2 separate regions of the Homo sapiens genome follow, and region 2 is linked to region 1. Evidence: read pairs that join two places in POLR2A ChIA-PET (ENCODE). Cell type or tissue: MCF 10A. All regions are shown on one strand. Links, peaks and the distances in the headings refer to the core of each region. The heading gives the core; the rest is flanking DNA. Region 1 overlaps CPNE7 (copine 7). Region 2 holds the start of VPS9D1-AS1 (VPS9D1 antisense RNA 1).

Evidence for each region. ChIA-PET counts read pairs that join two places held together with the same protein. Peaks named below come from ENCODE experiments on the same cell type or tissue, not always from the same donor. Only the 100,000 strongest peaks of a DNase experiment are listed, where the experiment ranks them.
Region 2: POLR2A ChIA-PET joins it to region 1 with 6 read pairs; 2 of 35 experiments call an interaction of 5 or more read pairs at or near these places.

Annotation. Positions count from the first base shown.
Region 1 is chr16:89,579,406-89,583,783 of GRCh38, forward strand. CPNE7 (copine 7) reads left to right here. Exons shown (of 15, transcript NM_153636.3): 3 at 4,292-4,366. Among named protein-coding and RNA genes, the nearest start is that of CPNE7, 5.8 kb to the left of the region's middle. In MCF 10A, for the core only: no CTCF peak of the experiment used is centred there; a DNase peak (open chromatin) is centred at 2,056.
Region 2 is chr16:89,710,063-89,714,440 of GRCh38, forward strand. It overlaps VPS9D1 (VPS9 domain containing 1), which reads right to left. Exons shown (of 15, transcript NM_004913.3): 5 at 2,543-2,654; 6 at 2,398-2,460; 7 at 1,985-2,037; 8 at 1,820-1,907; 9 at 1,265-1,350; 10 at 524-948. VPS9D1-AS1 (VPS9D1 antisense RNA 1) reads left to right here and starts at 1,794. Exons shown (of 4, transcript NR_036480.1): 1 at 1,794-2,160; 2 at 2,627-2,756. RefSeq lists enhancers at 625-1,188, 2,686-2,785 and a silencer at 1,626-2,045. In MCF 10A, for the core only: no CTCF peak of the experiment used is centred there; a DNase peak (open chromatin) is centred at 1,769.

The DNA.
Region 1 (4,378 bases), core at 128-4,127:
GAACATCTCACCTGTCACACAGAACATCCCTTCACCCCTCACACGGAACATCCTGTCACCTGCTGACACGGAACATCCGATCACCCGTCACACGGAACATCCCATCACACAGAACATCCCATCACTTGTCACATCTCACCCATGACACGGAACATCCCGTCAGCCATCACATCTCACCCGTCACACAGAACATCCCTTCACCCATCACACGGAACATCCCATCACCCATCACATCTCACCCGTCACATGGAACATCCCTTCACCCATCACATGGAACATCCCGTCATCTGCTCACATGGAACATCCCATCACCCATCACACGGAACATCCCATCACCCATCACACAGAACATCTCACCCATCACACGGAACATCCCGTCACCCGCTGACACGGAACATCTCACCCGTCACACGGAACATCCCACACCCATCACACGGAACATCTCACCCATCACACGGAACATCCCGTCACCTGCTGACACGGAACATCTCACCCATCACACGGAACATCCCGTCACCCGCTGACACAGAACATCTCACCCGTCACATGGAACATCCCGTCACCCGTCACACGGAACATCCCATCACACGGAACATCTCACCCATCACACGGAACATCCTGTCACCCGCTGACACGGAACATCTCACCCGTCACACGGAACATCCCATCACCTGCAGACACGGAACATCTCACCCATCACACAGAACATCCCGTCACCCGCTGACACAGAACATCTCACCCGTCACACGGAACATCCCGTCACCCGCTGACACAGAACATCTCACCCGTCACACGGAACATCCCGTCACCCGCTGACACGGAACATCTCCCCCATCACACGGAACATCCCATCACCTGCAGACACAGAACATCTCACCCATCACACGGAACATCCCGTCACCCGCTGACACAGAACATCTCACCCGTCACACGGAACATCCCATCACCCGTCACACGGAACATCCCATCACCCGTCACATGGAACATCCCATCACCCGTCACACGGAACATCCCATCACCCATCACACAGAACATCTCACCCATCACACGGAACATCTCACCCATCACACGGAACATCCCGTCACCCGCTGACACAGAACATCTCACCCGTCACACGGAACATCCCATCACCCGTCACATGGAACATCCCATCACCCATCACACGGAACATCTCACCCATCACACGGAACATCCCGTCACCCGCTGACACGGAACATCTCACCTGTCACACGGAACATCCCATCACCCGTCACATGGAACATCCCATCACCCATCACACGGAACATCTCACCTGTCACACGGAACATCCCGTCACCCGCTGACACAGAACATCTCACCCATCACACGGAACATCCCATCACCCGCTGACACAGAACATCTCACCCGTCACACGGAACATCCCGTCACCTGTAACACGGAACATCCCGTCACCCATCACACGGAACATCCCATCACCCGTCACACGGAACATGCCATCACCCGTCACACGGAACATCCCATCACCCGTCACATGGAACATCTCACCCATCACACGGAACATCCCGTCACCCGCTGACATGGAACATCTCACCCATCACACGGAACATCCCATCACCTGTCACACGGAACATCCCGTCACCCGTCACACGGAACATCCCGTAACCCATCACATGGAACATCCCGTCACCTGTCACACGGAACATCCCATCACCCGTCACATGGAACATCTCACCAATCACACAGAACATCTCACCCATCACATGGAACATCCCGTCACCCGTCACACGGAACATTCCGTCTCCCGCTGACACGGAATATCTGATCACCCATCACATGGAACATCCCATCACCCACTCACACGGAACATCCGATCACCCGTCACACGGAACATCCTGTCACCAGTCACACAGAACATCCCGTCACCCATCACACGGAACATCCCATCACCCGTCACACGGAACATCCCGTCACCCATCACACGGAACATCCCGTCACCCGCAGCTGCCCCTGCCCCTTTGTGGCCAGCTCCCCGCCTGGTTCGTCTCTTCTGGAATTCCACGTCCATGAATCACAGCGCGTGTTCTCCCTGCTGTGGAATTCTTTTACCCAACATAATGTCTGCGTGACTCATCCCCCTGCAGCCTCGGTCGGAGCTGGCGTGCCATCGATCCTGTTGTCCTCCCCATTTTTTAGATAAGGAAACTGAGAGTTAGGGAGGGCACAGATGGAAGAGGATGGCACGGACACAGAAATATGGACATGCTTTTTTTGTTTTTTTGAGTTGGGTTCTCACTCTGCCGCCCAGGCTGGAGTGCAGTGGGACAGTCACAGCTCACTGCAGCCTCAACGGCCTGTGCTCAAGCAATCCTCTCACCTCAGCCTCCTGAGTAGCTGGGACTACAGGTGTACGCCACCAGACCTGGCTACGTTTTGCATTTTTTGAAGAGACAGGGGTCTCACCATGTTGCCCCAACTGGTCTTGAACTCCCGGGCTCACCGATCCACCCACCCTGGGCTCCCAAAATGTTGGGATTATAGGCATGAGCCACTGTGTCTGGCCTGGACACCTTTCTATGTACACACAGGTGCACATGTATGTCATAATCCGTGCAGGACATCCTATGCCTGTTCACATAAGCACACACACAGGGTCCGTGTGGACACCTGCGTGCAGATATGAATGTGTGTGTGAGCACGTGTGCTGTGGATATGTGCAAACTTCCAGCAATGAGGAGGCCCCTCGTGGGTTCCTGCTCTGTGGCCACCCAGCTGACCTGCAGGGCACCACGGTCAAGGGAGAAGCTACTGGCATCCAGTCCCTGTGCTGTGGCTTTGAGCCTGACCTGACCTCTGACCCCTGACTTCTGCCTCAACTGTTTCCTCATGTGATTCAAGTAAACAGTAACTCAGCCCAGAGCCAGGGATCCAGGAAGTGCTTATTAAACGCTGTTGGCACAAATCAGCGATCTCGTATTTCCTGGTAGGGGAATCTGTTGTGTTAGCCTGAGCCCGTTTCTCTCCTAAGGACCTGCTCTCCTGCCAGAAAGGGGAGGCCACTCCTTTCCTGCGCCCTCCCTGGAAGCAAACCAGGCCGGCAGGCGAGTCCCAGGTGTGAGGCAGAGGCCCTGGCTCAGGAGCCCCAGAAGGAAACCTTTGAATCAGGGAATCTTGGGGGGCCTGGCCCGAGGCTCCCCCTCCCAGCACCCAGGACCCCTTTGCACCCCTAAGAGAGCCTTCCCACCCCTTAACCTGACTTGACTTCCCCAGCCCTGACCTGGGATCTGCTTTCTCTTCTGTGTGGAAAGTGCCGCATGCTCAGAAGCTGCTGGCCAGGCCGGCCCTGGTTGGGGGTGGAGGGACTGCCCCTCTCTGCTTTGTATTCAACCTACCTCATTGTGACCTCCCAGCATCCGCCAGGCAGTAGCAGGTGTGAGGGCAGGTGGGAAGCACACACCTGCTACCTGGTGGGCCATTCGATGGTTGCTGAGATCACTTACGTGTGAGGAGATGACGGCCACCCCGCTTGGCCGGGGTCATCACCATCTCCTTTCGGACACGGAGCCTGGGAGGGCCGTGTGCCCCCGTCCTGCTCCTCACTGAGGAGATGACCTGGCTGCAGGGGCCTGGGCCTGTCATCCGCCACCCACCCCAGGTGGGCTCATAGCCGATGGGGCGGAAGTCCAGCAGGGCCTGGTGAGGAGGAGGAGGCCCCGGCTGCATGAGGAGGTCCCCAGGGTCTAAGCCCCAGTCCACTTCGAACAATCAACTCTGCTCCTTGGCACCTTCGAAGAGGAGTGGGCGGTGGGGTCCTGGGCCGGCACCTCGCTCACACCCTTTCTGCCGCCCGTGGCTACGTGGACATGCTGGGCGTGAGGGTCCGGGGCCGTTTGAGCTGCCTCGCCTCTGCTTCTGCGGGTTCTCACCTGGGCCTGGAGAGGGTCAGGGCAGCCCTGCTTACCTGTGGAGGGGCGTCCGCCACACCTGTGCAGGTGCAGGCCAGCTGGGCTGTGAGCTGCTTCCTGGCTTCCACCTGAGCCTGTTTCCTCACCTGGTAAATAGGTATGATGACCTCTGCCTCCCCTGGGCGACTGCTGGCGCCGTGAGGTGGTGGACGTGCAGGGGTGGCCACACGCAGGGATGGCAGGTGCTTGAGAGCAGCCACAAAGGGGGCGCGGGCCCTGGGCAGTGAAGCTCATGGTGGGGGATGGGGAGACAGGACAGGCCTGAGAGTCCGGGTGAGGGCGCGGTGGGGTCTCCAGGGTCAGGAGCCGTCCCCGCCTGCCCCTCCCTGCCTGACGCCTCTGACTTACAGATTGTGGCCCAGAAGAAGGTGACCCGCCCGCTGCTGCTCAAGTTTGGCAGGAACGCTGGCAAGTCCACCATCACGGTGAGACCCGGG
Region 2 (4,378 bases), core at 204-4,203, 130 kb after region 1:
GTCCGGGACTGGAAACGGTCACCTACAGCTGCTGCCCTGTTGGGCCAGCAGCCTGAGAAGAAACCGGAGAATGATCCTTTTCTCAAAAGGGGCTTTACCCAAAACTGCAGGAACCAGGGAAGACTTTAGATCCAACCCCCTGTGGGTGGGGACCCTGACCAAGTTCCTTAGTGTGTGGGCAGCACAGTGAGAATGACGCCTGGACTGTTGGGCCTCCCTCAGTGGTTCTTAGAAAACTCTGGGCTGGGCGCGGTGGCTCATGCTTGTAATCCCAGCACTTTGGGAGGCCGGGGTGGGCAGATCAACTGAGGTCAGGAGTTTGAGAACAGCTTGACCAACATGGTGAAACTCCGTTTCTACCACACTGTTTCCAAAATGAGAAGGGCTGAGGCGTGAGCTGGGTGGATGTAAGTCTGATCAGAGTCTCTGATCAACAGACCCTTCCCCAAACAGAAGCTTGAAACGGACCAATAAGCAGGGGTGAAGAGCTGCGGCGGCTCTCCCAGGGAGGGCCTGGCCTCACCTACGGCATTGTGGATCTCCTCCACCGCGGTCTTCAGCTGCTGCAGCTGGGGCTCCGGCTGTACCCCACGGCCCCGGCCCTGCCGCTCAGACGTCCCCAGGAACTGCTCCAGGTCCTCGAACGAGCTGTCCTTGTCTGGCAATCCAGATGCGGTGTCCCCCAGGGGTGAGGGAGACCCCACGGGGCCGGGTTGGAGTGGGGGCGTGGGGGGACTGTCCTGGGGCCGCGGGGCTGCGCTGGGCTCGGGCGGGGACAGCATGCAATGGAGGCTCTGCGAGGGCCGCAGCCGTCGGCTTCCGGGGTTGGGGGTCGGGGGGCAGCAGCCTGGGGCTGGCGCGGCTGCTCTGCTCACGGCGGGATACAGGGCGCTGTACACGGAGCACTGCAGCCGCCTCAGGAGCTGCGCGATCGGGTGGTCGGGGAGGCTGCGGGAGAAGAGGACGTGAGAACGCGGCCAGCCTCGGCCTCTCCGTGGCATCCACAGGTGCCGCGCTATGCCCGGTTTCAGAGAAGCGACTTGCATTACCTCCTGACAGTGAATGTTGGAAAGTCTGCCCCCCGCCCCCGCTGGGGAGGTTGGAGAAGCCGAGGAAACGCCCTCAGCGCAAAGGGAGCTGCAGTGTCCACGTGGCCGGGCACAGGCTCCCTGTGTCAGTCCAGCCCCTCTCCGGCACCTGGCACCAGGCAGAGGTGCCCAAGGCCGGTGCGCAGGGGCTCTGTGGGGCCTGAAGGCCCAGCTACCTGAGCAGGTGTGAGACCAGGCTGGTCACGAGTGACAGGTCCCCCGGATTCCTCTTGAGCTTGGCCTTCCAGTGCTTCGGCCAGTCCTACGGGACAGGGGGCCTTGAAGGAAAGCACGGTGGGTCCGCCACGACCGGACGCGCCTCATCTCCCACCAGTGCCGACCCCTAGAGACTGTGGGAGCCCGTCCTGGGGTGCAGGAGACCCAGCGCCAGCAGGCCCCGCGACCCGCCCCCGCCCCCACCCACACCCGAGGGAAACCTTAGGCGAACCCTGGGCCTGCACCCTCGCTGGGACCCTCCCTCCTCGCAGGGACCCTCCCTCCTCGCTGGGACCCTCCCACGCGACCCCTGACCTCGCCTCCTCGCTCTGCCCCGCCCCACGCAGCCCTGGCCCCGCCCCCTCACCGGGCCCTCCCACGGGCCTCTGGCCCCGCCCCCTCACTGCCCCCCACAGCCTCTGGCTCCGCCCCCCACGGGGGCCCACCCAGGCGGCTCTGACCCCGCCCCCCTCGCTGGGCTCCTCCTACAAAGCCTGGGCCCGTGGGGGACGCACATGGTCCTGTTCGTACTCCAGGATGGCGGCGTAAAGGGCCCGCTGCTCCCGTTCCTCCGGGGTCAGGGCGACTTGGCTGCAAAACCTCCTGGGGAGAAAGGCACGCGGTGGGTGCCGGGGCCAGGCCCTCCCCGCAGCGGCCCCAGGGGCGGGCAGGAGTCCCACCTGTTGGCGGCCTCCTGGAGCCGCAGCCGGCGCTCCTCCATCTTTCTCTGGAGCTGGGTGCAGAGTCAAGGGGCCGAGCGTGGGATCTGAGCGGGCCCTCGGTTCCCAACCCCGTCCCACACCCGGAGAGGCCGGGACGTCCCAGGGACCTCCTCTCGGTGAGGGGCTGTCCCCAGGTAAGGCTTCTGGGGCAGAAGGCAGCCTGCGCTCAAGCCAGGAGGGCCGGGCCAGAGAACATGGGGGACGGCGGCCGGGCCTTCCCCTGAGACCCTGCCTCTGCAAAGCGGGGAGCCCCTCGGCCCTGTACCCCGACCCCGGAACCTCCGCTCCCCTCGCTGCCCCCTTCTCTGCCCTTGGCTCAAGGCCACACTGAGTTTCCCCTCGGGGACCACCAGGGCGGTCAGAAAGGCTGCTGTCTCCTCCCGGGCTTTGGCAATCACTAGGTTCTCCATCATCTGCCGCTGTAGAGAGAGGGTCTGGGGGGGGAGGAGGGAGTAAGGCCGACTCCCCTCTGCCCCGCGCCCACGCACCCCCAGGCCCTCCCTAGCCCCCACTCACCAGGGATGTCTTCTGCATGGCCTGGCTGGGGTCTAGCCGCGCCATTCGGGCCTCATACGCAGCCTTCAGCTTCTGATTCTGCAGGGAGGCCTCCTCCAGTGGCGTCAGCTCTCTGGAAATGTGACAAGCTGCTGTCTAGACCCCAGGAAGCCCAGTGGTGTCTGGACACCAGAGGAGTCTCTCTCATCCTCCCGGATTGCTCTGAGGCCAGGAGGTGAGGAGAAAGAGGAGGGGAGCCATCTGGGGTGGGCTGCAACATCTGCCCCTTCTTGCCTGCCCTTCCAAAACACAGGTTTTGGCCAGGTGCAGTGGCTCCCGCCTCTAATGCCAGCACTTTAGGAGGCTAAGGCCGGGCGGATCACCTGAGGTCAGGAGTTCGAGACCAGCCTGGCCAACATGGTGAAACTCTGTCTCTACTAAAAATACAAAAATTAGCTGGGCATGGTGCACACTTGTAATCCCAGCTACTCGGGAGGCTGAGGCAGAATAGCTTGATCCCGGGAGGTGATGCAGTGAGCCGAGATCTGGCCACTGCACTCCAGCTGGGGTGATAGAGTGAGACTCTGTCTCAAAAAAACAAAACCAAAACAAAAAATAACAAAAAGAAAGAAAACACAGGTTTTGGTATTGCCAGGACTTTTGGTTTTTCTTTTTTTCTTTTTTTTTTTGAGACGGAGTCTCGCTCTGTCGCCCAGGCTGGAGCGCAGTGGCGCAATCTCGGCTCACTGCAAACTCCGCCTCCCGGGTTCATGCCATTCTCCTGCCTCAGCCTCCTGAGTAGCTGGGACTACAGGTGCCCGCCACTATGCCCGGCTAATTTTTTGTATTTTTAGTAGAGACGGGGTTTCACCGCATTAACCAGGATGGTCTTGATCTCCTGACCTCGTGATCCACCCGCCTCGGCCTCCCAAAGTACTGGGATTACAGGCGTGAGCTACCGCGCCCGGCCGGACTTTTGGTTTTTCAAGAGAAGCTGGACCACTGGACTTCTATGGAGATCCGTTATATGTGTTTGGCAACAGTATGAATCTTGTTAAAGCAAGCTTGTGCAACAATCCGAGGCTGTATGACTTCGAATGTGGCCCAACACAAATTCCTAAACTTTCTTAAAACATCACTGAGGGCTGGGCACGGTGGCTCACGCCTGTAATCCCAGCACTTTGGGAGGATGAGGCAGGCGGATAATGAGGTCAGGAGATTGAGACCATCCTGGCTAACATGGTGAAACCCCGTCTCTATTAAAAATACAAAAAATTAGCCGGGTGTGGTGGCATGTGCCTGTGCTCCAGCCTGGGTGATAGAGACTCTGTCTCAAAAAATCACTGAGGTTTTTTTGCAAAATTTTTTTTTTTGAGTCAGTCTCATTCTGTCGCCCAGGCTGGAGTGCAGTGACACAATCTCAACTCACTGCAACCTCCGCCTCCTGGGTTCAAGTGATTCTCCTGCCTCAGCCTCCCGAGTAGCTGGGATTACAGGCATGTGACACCACGCCCAGCTAATTTTTGTATTTTTTAGTAGAGATGGGGTTTCATCATGTTGGCCAGGCTGATCTCGAACTCCTGACCTCAGGTAATCTGCCCGCCTTGGCCTTCCAAAGTGCTGGGATTACAGGCGGGAGCCACTGCGCCCAGCCTTGCAATTTTTTTTTTTAAGCTCATCGGCTGTTGTTAGTGTTAGCGTATTTTATGTGTGGCCCAAGACAATTCTTCCAGTGTGGCCCAGGGAAGGCAAAAGATTGGACACCCCTGCTTTAAAGGCACTATGTGGGTCAAACAGCCAGATTAGTCTGTGACCCATGAAAGGAAGAAGTGTCCTGTCTCCTTTATACAGTTCCCA